Regions from separate parts of the Homo sapiens genome. Here region 1 is linked to region 2. Evidence: chromatin contacts called from ENCODE Hi-C data. All regions are on one chromosome and are shown on one strand. Each heading gives the region's core, a stretch centred on a gene start or an enhancer-like site at or near the end of the contact. The rest is flanking DNA. Distances are from core to core; before and after follow the strand shown. Region 1 holds the start of SLC35F3-AS1 (SLC35F3 antisense RNA 1). Region 2 overlaps SLC35F3 (solute carrier family 35 member F3).

The links. Hi-C counts contacts between places; a loop is a spot of excess contacts on that map. Pooled maps may share reads with other maps.
Region 1: a loop to region 2 is called in a map of GM12878, with 2.6 times the contacts of the local background. The contact joins the promoter of SLC35F3-AS1 here to the enhancer-like site in region 2. A Hi-C loop is called at or near these places in 2 of 168 maps with a recorded cell type or tissue (A673 and GM12878), 14 of 37 single-sample maps with no recorded cell type and 14 of 50 pooled maps.

Annotation. Positions count from the first base shown.
Region 1 is chr1:234,271,083-234,275,147 of GRCh38, forward strand. It overlaps SLC35F3-AS1 (SLC35F3 antisense RNA 1), which reads right to left and starts at 1,940. Exons shown (of 2, transcript NR_183711.1): 1 at 1,120-1,940; 2 at 1-349. All of the region lies in intron 3 of SLC35F3 (solute carrier family 35 member F3), which reads left to right. LOC105373206 (a long non-coding RNA gene) reads left to right here and starts at 1,981. Exons shown (of 2, transcript XR_949283.4): 1 at 1,981-2,801; 2 at 3,086-4,065.
Region 2 is chr1:234,307,995-234,312,046 of GRCh38, forward strand. It overlaps SLC35F3 (solute carrier family 35 member F3), which reads left to right. Exons shown (of 8, transcript NM_173508.4): 4 at 1,107-1,326. Among named protein-coding and RNA genes, the nearest start is that of MIR4671, 3.6 kb to the left of the region's middle. Within about 2 kb of position 2,162, at least 6 of the 41 ENCODE cell types and tissues checked have a DNase peak (open chromatin) inside an H3K27ac peak, as active enhancers do.

The sequences.
Region 1 (4,065 bases), core at 690-3,189, 37 kb before region 2:
TCCTGTGGAATTTTATTGCTGTTAAAACTTGGATGAAGTTCAAATCATAGGCTTTCTAAAATAGTCAGAGGCCAGCTATAAATTTAAAGATGTGTGGGAAATATGAGTCAGTCGAGTCCATTCGGTTGCCCCAATCATTACTACTGAGATAGACTTTCTACGTAGGTTTATTCCTATTGTTGTCATGAGGGTCCGAGAAGGCACAAGAACTGAGCAAAAAACACACTTATTTTGAAGCATATACAGGGCACCTATAGTATGATGAGTCATTCTTCATTTTCAGATCGTTAAAAAGAAAAGTCCTTGAAATCTTGTTGCTGAACTCTTGTGGAAACTAGTAATACAGAAACTGAAAACAGAATTATTAGTAAATGTCTCACCTTCTCTGGTTCAGAGTTTTTTCGTTTTGTGAAAGAGAAATAATGCTCTTTCTGTTATCTTTGATTGAACAGGTGTTTGTGAGGTCCCTTGAGACCCATCAGGGAAAATGTAAAAGGTGCTATAAATTTTAAAATGTTATTTATTATGCATTGATGTTATTTAATAATAATACATTTGCCGAAAGCAAGAACTTCATTCATTGAGATTTGTGTCTCAGGTTTTATCATATCATGAATAGACTTTGTACACAAAGAAAAACTAAAATATTGCTAGTAAATCAATCTGGTACCATGATCCCAGTGAATAATGATAATTCCTTGACCTTCAATTAATGAGTGCAGGGATTGAGCTCCATTTAAGAAATGTGTGAAGAGAACAAGGCCAGATGCAGTGGCTCAGGTCTGTAATCCCAGAACTTTGGGAGGCGAAGGTGGGTGGATCGCTTGAGTCCAGGAGTTCAAGACCAGCCTGGACAACATGGCAAAACCCCGTCTCTACAAAAAAATACAAAAATTAGCCAGGCATGGTGGAGCATGCCTGTAGTGCCAGCTACTTGACAGGCTGAGGCAGGAGGATCATTTGAGCTCAGGATGCAGAGGCTGTAGTGAGCCAAGATCATGCCATTGCACTCCAGCCTGGGCAACAGAGCGAGACTCTGTCTCAAAAAAAGAAAGAAACAAATGTGTGAAGACAACAGGCAGAGAATGATAAAATCCATTCATATTTAAGAATCCTTACCTGGCCCTCCTAATGGAATATTCTAGAACCGTGTATACTTTCCAGGGTATGGAAAGTAGGAGTAATAGAAGGGCAGCACGTAATTATTAATAAAACTTTTCAAAGAGGACAGGAAACAAGACCTAAAGCGTTCTAGAAGTGGAGAAACTCACTTCAACCACAGACTATAAGACCAGACAAGTTAAGAAGTAGCACTTCCAGAACATCTTTGCATGTATACTTTTGGAGTAACATCTTCATCTCTGATCCTCCCCTGCATTTGAAATTGTTCTGAGATAGGGTGGACTGGGATTGTGGGGTGAGGGTAGGGTACAGACATAGACCAATCCAGCCGTCTTCAGATGAGTCATGAAGGAAGTCGAGAGATGGATGAGGACTTGGCCTCTGTGCTCTTCAAGATCCCTTCCACCCTGGAGAGTCTGTGTCCTGTGACTTCCCCAAAGAAGCTTTATTGCTCTTTCTGAAGATGCTTCTAGAACAGCATTGGGTCTTTCTTAAATCTCAGGTTTTCCCATTCTTTTTCCTTTCCATGATAGTGACCACTCCCATATAGACTTGCTTTCCAAATGGCGTGCTGCCTGGTTCCACATGTCCTCTTGGTGGGTGGCTGCCTGCCCCTGTTTGTTGTTCTCTTGCCTGGCTGCTGCTTCTCCCAGCCAGTGTGGACAGCAGGCTCGCTGCCCCTGATGTGCCATGGGGTCAGCACAGCATCAGAACTCTCAGGTGGACTTGGAAGCCCGCGCAGGACAGTCACAGCCCCTGGGGGCTTTACTAATGAGGCTACATGAACTGCCTCTCTGGTCGGCACTCCTCGGATCCCTCTCTTGCTTTTCTGTCACCTTTTCCTTGTATTCCCTAATCCATTATTGAATCATGTGTGCATTATGTCATCATCTGACACCTGCTGCATTCAGGGAATTGCCAGCATGGGCTCACTCCAGCTGTCCCTGCCTGGTTCTCTGGAGTTGGCACTCCTACCTTCAATGCATCGATTTGAATCATTATTTCCAAACCCAGACGTCTGACTGCCAGCTGTGTCTACTTATTTTTACTATCCCTTATACAGGCTGTTGCCTATAAGTCTTCAGAAGCTTGGCGATGGCTTTCTTTGACTTTCTTTATTGATGACTGCCCAGAAGGGCCCACACCGGTGTGAGTGGTACAGGGGATGCAGGGAACGCAAGCCCAGGCAACCCCCCTCCCACGAGCCTCCCTACAATTCCAGCAGTCTGTCCTGCCCCCCTATCTGGAGTAGCCAAGAACTTAGGTTTGTGCTGAGCATTTTTGAAGAGGCAGCAGGAAGGCCAGAAGCACATCCTGCTATCACAAAATAATACTCCATCTTTCAGGATCGTGAAAATTTGAGTTATAAATTACGTGATACAGATTCTAAATTATGCAAGACTTCACAAGAGGTCAGGTGAAGGCTGGATGGCCTCAGAAGGATGGCTTCAGAAGGCCTTCAGAAGGATTGCTACAATTCATCATGCACAAGGTGTTGAGGGTCTGGAGCAGGGAAGGAATCGGGGGCATCTGAATGGAGAAATGGGGACTTGATGGAGGATTCATGAAATGATTTTTAGGATACTTGAGGGCTTGGGAGGAATACACACAGTCTGGAAAGTCCCCCTGCTTAAGGGTGCCACAATCCAGCTCCCGGAGGCATCCAGATGAAGCAAAAGGTAAGACTGACCAGCACAAGTGACTGTGGACCGCATACTCATTACATGCTGCACATGGTAGCATTTGTGTACAAAATAGGCCACATGCTGGATAGTGTTTTGGTTAAAAAAAAACCATCACATGCATTGAACTCCACTTTTAAAAGGAAAAACAGATACAAAGTCAGTTATCTATGGTCTCCATAGCTTGATTCTTAAAAATTGGGGTTAGCGAAATGTTGATAGTTCTCAGGGGGAAATGTGAACGTTGGTTCTAATTAAAACTGTCTTATTGGAATTTCCAGGCAGCTGGAGAACAAATACAAAAATCTTAATTAAAAGACCGTTTTGTGAGGTCTTCAACTTCTTCTCCATTTCACCAACACGCTGCACAGTCTGTGTATTCAGCGTCACCAAAGAGATTTTTAATTCATCAGCCTGGTTTTTGTGGATTGTTCGTTGCCTTCTCAGTGCTGTAACACATAGAGACACTGGTACAGGCATTAGGAAGGATGGGAGAAGATACCAAATGGTATAAGACATGGTCTGGTATTTCCAGGGATAGGATCATCCATTTAGGAAAACAGCTACATAGAGACATGCACAACATTACAAAGAAACTCGAGAAATTTCACAGAAAACAGCACATAATCAATTGTCAAGTGGGATCCCTGGATAGTAACTTCAGGAAAGAGGAATGTCTGTGAGTGAGCACACCAAGGCCAGGGCACGAGACGCCAGGGCTCCCTGCTGACAGTAGGATAATGCACTTCTCTGCTCATCTCCTAACCACACTTGGAAAAGCCATCCAAGCCAAGGCGATTGTGATGGTGCAGATTCCAACTGCTGAGGAAGAACACCCTGGCTGGTGACTTTGCCCCTAGTCCTTGTCTATCTAGTCCTCACAAACATTAATCTTCAATGTTGTATACAAAAGCAGACAGAATTCTGCATTTCAAGGACTCTATTTCTGTCTTAAAAGTGGCATGCAGGCTTGGAGGATGCCAAAGAACAAAAAATGCCATGCAGAATACTAGAGAGGGATTTTATTTGCATTAAATGAAAAAGAATGAGTTCTCCATCAATGCCCTACTTCTTTCTTCATATACCACATTCCCACCCACTCCTATTCTATTCCAGACCCTCACCACCTTGTGACATATATTGCCACAACCCTTCTGAAAGCCTCCCTCATCGGAAAATCCAAAATCTGAAATGCTTCAAATCTGAAGGTTTCTGAGCACCGACAAGACCCAAGTGGAAAATTTCACACCGGACCTCATTT
Region 2 (4,052 bases), core at 912-3,411:
TTAAAGATTTTTTGAACTATCTGTGATCCTTCCCCCTAGACTCTAGAACGGCATCAAAAGACTTTCTTCTACAGATGTTTCCTCATCTCATTCCCGCGTTAGACTCTGAACTTTTGGATCTGCTTATTCTTCCTGTGCTAGATAGTGTCTTAGAGAAGTGGGGCTTCCACATGGTGGAATAGGTACCCTAAAAATGGCCTCAGGGAGAAAATAGGTCACGAGTTAACACTATTTGTATCATAGCCAAAATGTATTAGATATACCCAAGAAGTGACTGCCCCTGCCTGATCACAAAGATAATTCCAACTGAGGGCAACATTTTTTAAAACTATGTTTCAATGTGTTCTCTTAGAGCAAGCTTGTCCAACCCCCGTCCCACAGGCCACATGTGGTCCAGGCTGGCTTTGAATGAGGCCCAACACAAATTTGTAAACTTTCTTAAAACATTATGAGATTTTTTTTTTTGCGATTTCTTTTTGTAGCTCATCAGCTATCGTTAGTGTTAGTGTAGTTTGTATGTGGCCTAAGACAATTCTTTTTCTAATGTGACCCAGAAAAGCCAAAAGATTAGACACCCTGTCTTCCCCAGAGTATCCATCCTCCTCCATTACCGTCCTTCTCCCACAACCCCCACCCCCAGAGTATCCATCCTCCTCCATTACCGTCCTTCTCCCACAACCCCCACCCCCAGAGTATCCATCCTCCTCCATTACCGTCCTTCTCCCACAACCCCCACCCCAAAAAAGGTTTAGTGACCCCCTTCTCTTACTCAGCAAGTGACAGAATCCCTCAGTCAATCACCATAGAATTAGGCCTTCGGGTCAGATAACACACCAACATTACCTTCTGTATAGAACCATAAATTCCAAGCTTAACATGAACAGAAGGAAGAATCTGTGACATTAGATCACTGTGCAACATTTGTTTCAGTGGACTAAAGCAATAGGTTGAAGGGCTTTAATAGAAAGATGTTTATTAAAAATAATAAATTTTAAAACCCTGCCCCTTCCTATATTTGCTTAAAAAAAAAAAAACTTGCTATAGGAAATAAATGGTCTGTCTGAACCCAGGAAAATAATAACGATGCCTCTCTTTCCTTGTTTTAGGGAATGCTGTCGATTTTTTGGAGACAATGGCTTGACTTTGAAGGTGTTTTTTACCAAGGCAGCACCCTTTGGTGTTCTTTGGACACTCACAAACTACCTGTACTTACATGCAATAAAGAAAATAAACACTACGGATGTCTCCGTGTTGTTCTGCTGCAACAAAGCTTTTGTGTTCTTGCTCTCATGGATCGTTCTCAGGGACAGATTCATGGGAGTGAGGGTAAGTTCCTTATTATCTGTCTTCCTCCCTCACTCAGTCATGTCAACCAAAACCTGCCCATCGGCTTGCTTAGCTCCATGTGCTGGACCATGAGCATAAGCTGCTGACCACTTTCCTTCTGATTTGCAGCAGAAAATGAGCCCAGCAGAGGGCCCGGTTCTTGGTGTGCCTTGCCAACCTTCTTGCTTGCAAACCATACTAGACAAGCATTCATTAAAGCACCTTTCATTTCAAGCATTTCAACAAGCATTCCCTAAAGTGTGTGCCAGTCGGGGACCCAGCCTGGGAATGGCGATGTGCTCCGCTCTCTGCGTGCTCACCCCGTCTCTCATGGGCGGCTTTCCCGGCTGTAGGGCGTGGCATGACCGTGCCCTGCAGCCTGGAGCTTTCTGCTAACACTGCCACTCTCGGGTGAGGATGTGCGTGAAACCCAAAGGATCCTTCGGCATCCATGCGTGCATGCAGTCTTGGCCCTTTGCCTGGGCCTTGTGTACACAGCCAGAGTTGGCCAGACACACTCATGCTAAGTCCCAACTGTGAAGGGCCAGCTTCACTTCCTTCTAACCAATGACGAAGGGGGAGTGAAATTATATCCCTTGAATTACCTCTCATTTTACAACCGAGACCCAGTCAATTACATTAGAAGCTAGTCAAAGTTAGCTCGTCGGATTTCATAACAACTGTATGAAATAGGACACGTGCACTATCAAATATCAGCTGAAATACAGAGAGATTCCCCCGAATAAAAGAAACAGGTGAAGTTTCAAAGCACAGGGCAGAACCCTAGAGACTTCTGACTGGCTCCCTCTTGTGGCCAGGAGCTGTCACTGCCCCGTCATCACCTTGCTACAAACCAGCGCCGAGAGCATTTAGCCAGGCCGCTAGTTCTCCTGTAGTTAGTGTACAGCTTTCCCCTTCAGCCACAAAGCTAAGAGCCGGTTTGAGGGGCAGTCCCATGAAAGTAAACCCTGCTGGCCACCAGTGCAGGGCCCTCTACTTCCGTCCTTCCCTCATTGTCCTGGGAACAATGACATCACCCTAATGGTGCATTCACACCCACCTAAGTTACCCAAACAGCAGTGGGGACGTGAGTCAACTTCTGAGTTATATTTTTAGCTCGCAGTAGGGGGAAAATTTGTTTTGAGGCTTAATGTTAATTTTGGAATAAAAACTCACTCTCTGTGCCACCAGAAAAGCTTTCAGCAAATAAATGATCTGATGCATCTCTGCAAGAAATGCAGATACTTCTCACAGTGAGCCACCCAGCAGGCTGCCTGACTCGATGCTGAAGATCTGAATGTCCTGGGCCCCCCTGCCACCCACCCATGTCCTTCCTGACTTTATTTTGATGTAAAGAGCCAGGAGAATTTATGGAAATTTTTGGCATGACTCAGATGTCCCTAGAAAATTCCAAATGAGACCCTGTTCCTGGGAAGAGAAGCTTCAAGGTTAATTCTGCATCTAGCAGAAGAAACCCATTTTTTTTGAGGTTAAGAGAAGGAGGTGTGAAAAACTTGAAAAATACTCCTAAATTCATAGAAAGCAACATGATGCTTCTAGATCTTTACTGCTATGCATGGATAAGACCCCTCCAACCCCCCACCCAAGAGTCATCCTCAGAATATGGCACATTCCGGCCATGGTGGCCACTTGATTGGTTTGGTCTGTTGCTGATCACTGTGTACTGAGCAAAGTTTTGTGTTGAAGGCCTTTGGTACTAGACTGACACTGAATGAAGATCCCAGGAGCCAGTGTCGGTGATGGCATTGATGGCATTTTGTAATTTGCAAAGCACTGTGCAGTTATGAGTCTCTCTAATAATCATTATTCCTCTCCGAAGTGCATGACCAGTCATCTAAGAGCTTCCTCCCACAGGTTGTGTTGGAACTCCCTCTTCTCTTCTTCAGGAGTTCAGAGAGCTAGCAAAATCCATCATGAGACACTGCCATGTGCCAAAGGGACTGAGAGATTCTCCTTGATAAACAGATGGAGATTTAGTTCCAAGATAATATCTAACTGGTGCATGGGACCGCTCAGACTTCACTCAGACCTGGGTTGGCTGGCACTGTCCATTAGGTAATTTCCAAAGACTGAAAAGAATTAACATAGTTCTCCATCCTGGAGGGCTGAGCATATGAGCTTGAGAGTCAAGCAGACATAAAAATCCATGTTGAAGGCACAGCCTTATGTTTGTGGAATTGGCTGCTAAGGAGACTTTTGTTATTAAGGCAATTATTCAAACCACAAGGGCCATGGTTCCTGGAAAACATCAATAGGTCGAAGTCATGTGCGCAGATCCAAAAGGAAGCAAACGTGTCTTATCATGCTGGGGAGATTCCTGGCCACGTATGGTATGAGAGGGTGAGAAGCCATTGGAGTGTCTGTTTGGAAGGAGCCAAGGTGGCTCCTTGTGTCGCCATCTGACTCTCTGCTTAGGTGTGCTTTCTGTACGTTCCCTGGTTCTCCAGGTCAGGGTTCTAGCTCAGCGATGGAGATGTCCTAGGCTAGAGTCAAGTGACGAGGTCACAGATCTTGGCTCCATTGTTATAAGCTGTTTGGACCTTGAGCAGACTAGTAAATGTCTCTGAGCCTCTGTTAAATGGAGAGAATATTACTACTCATCTTAGAAAACAGTTGTGAGAATAAGATGATGCATGCCTCACACATAAAACTCAACAAATGGTATCTTTTCTCCATGGCATTATTCTTATTATTCCTTCTCAATT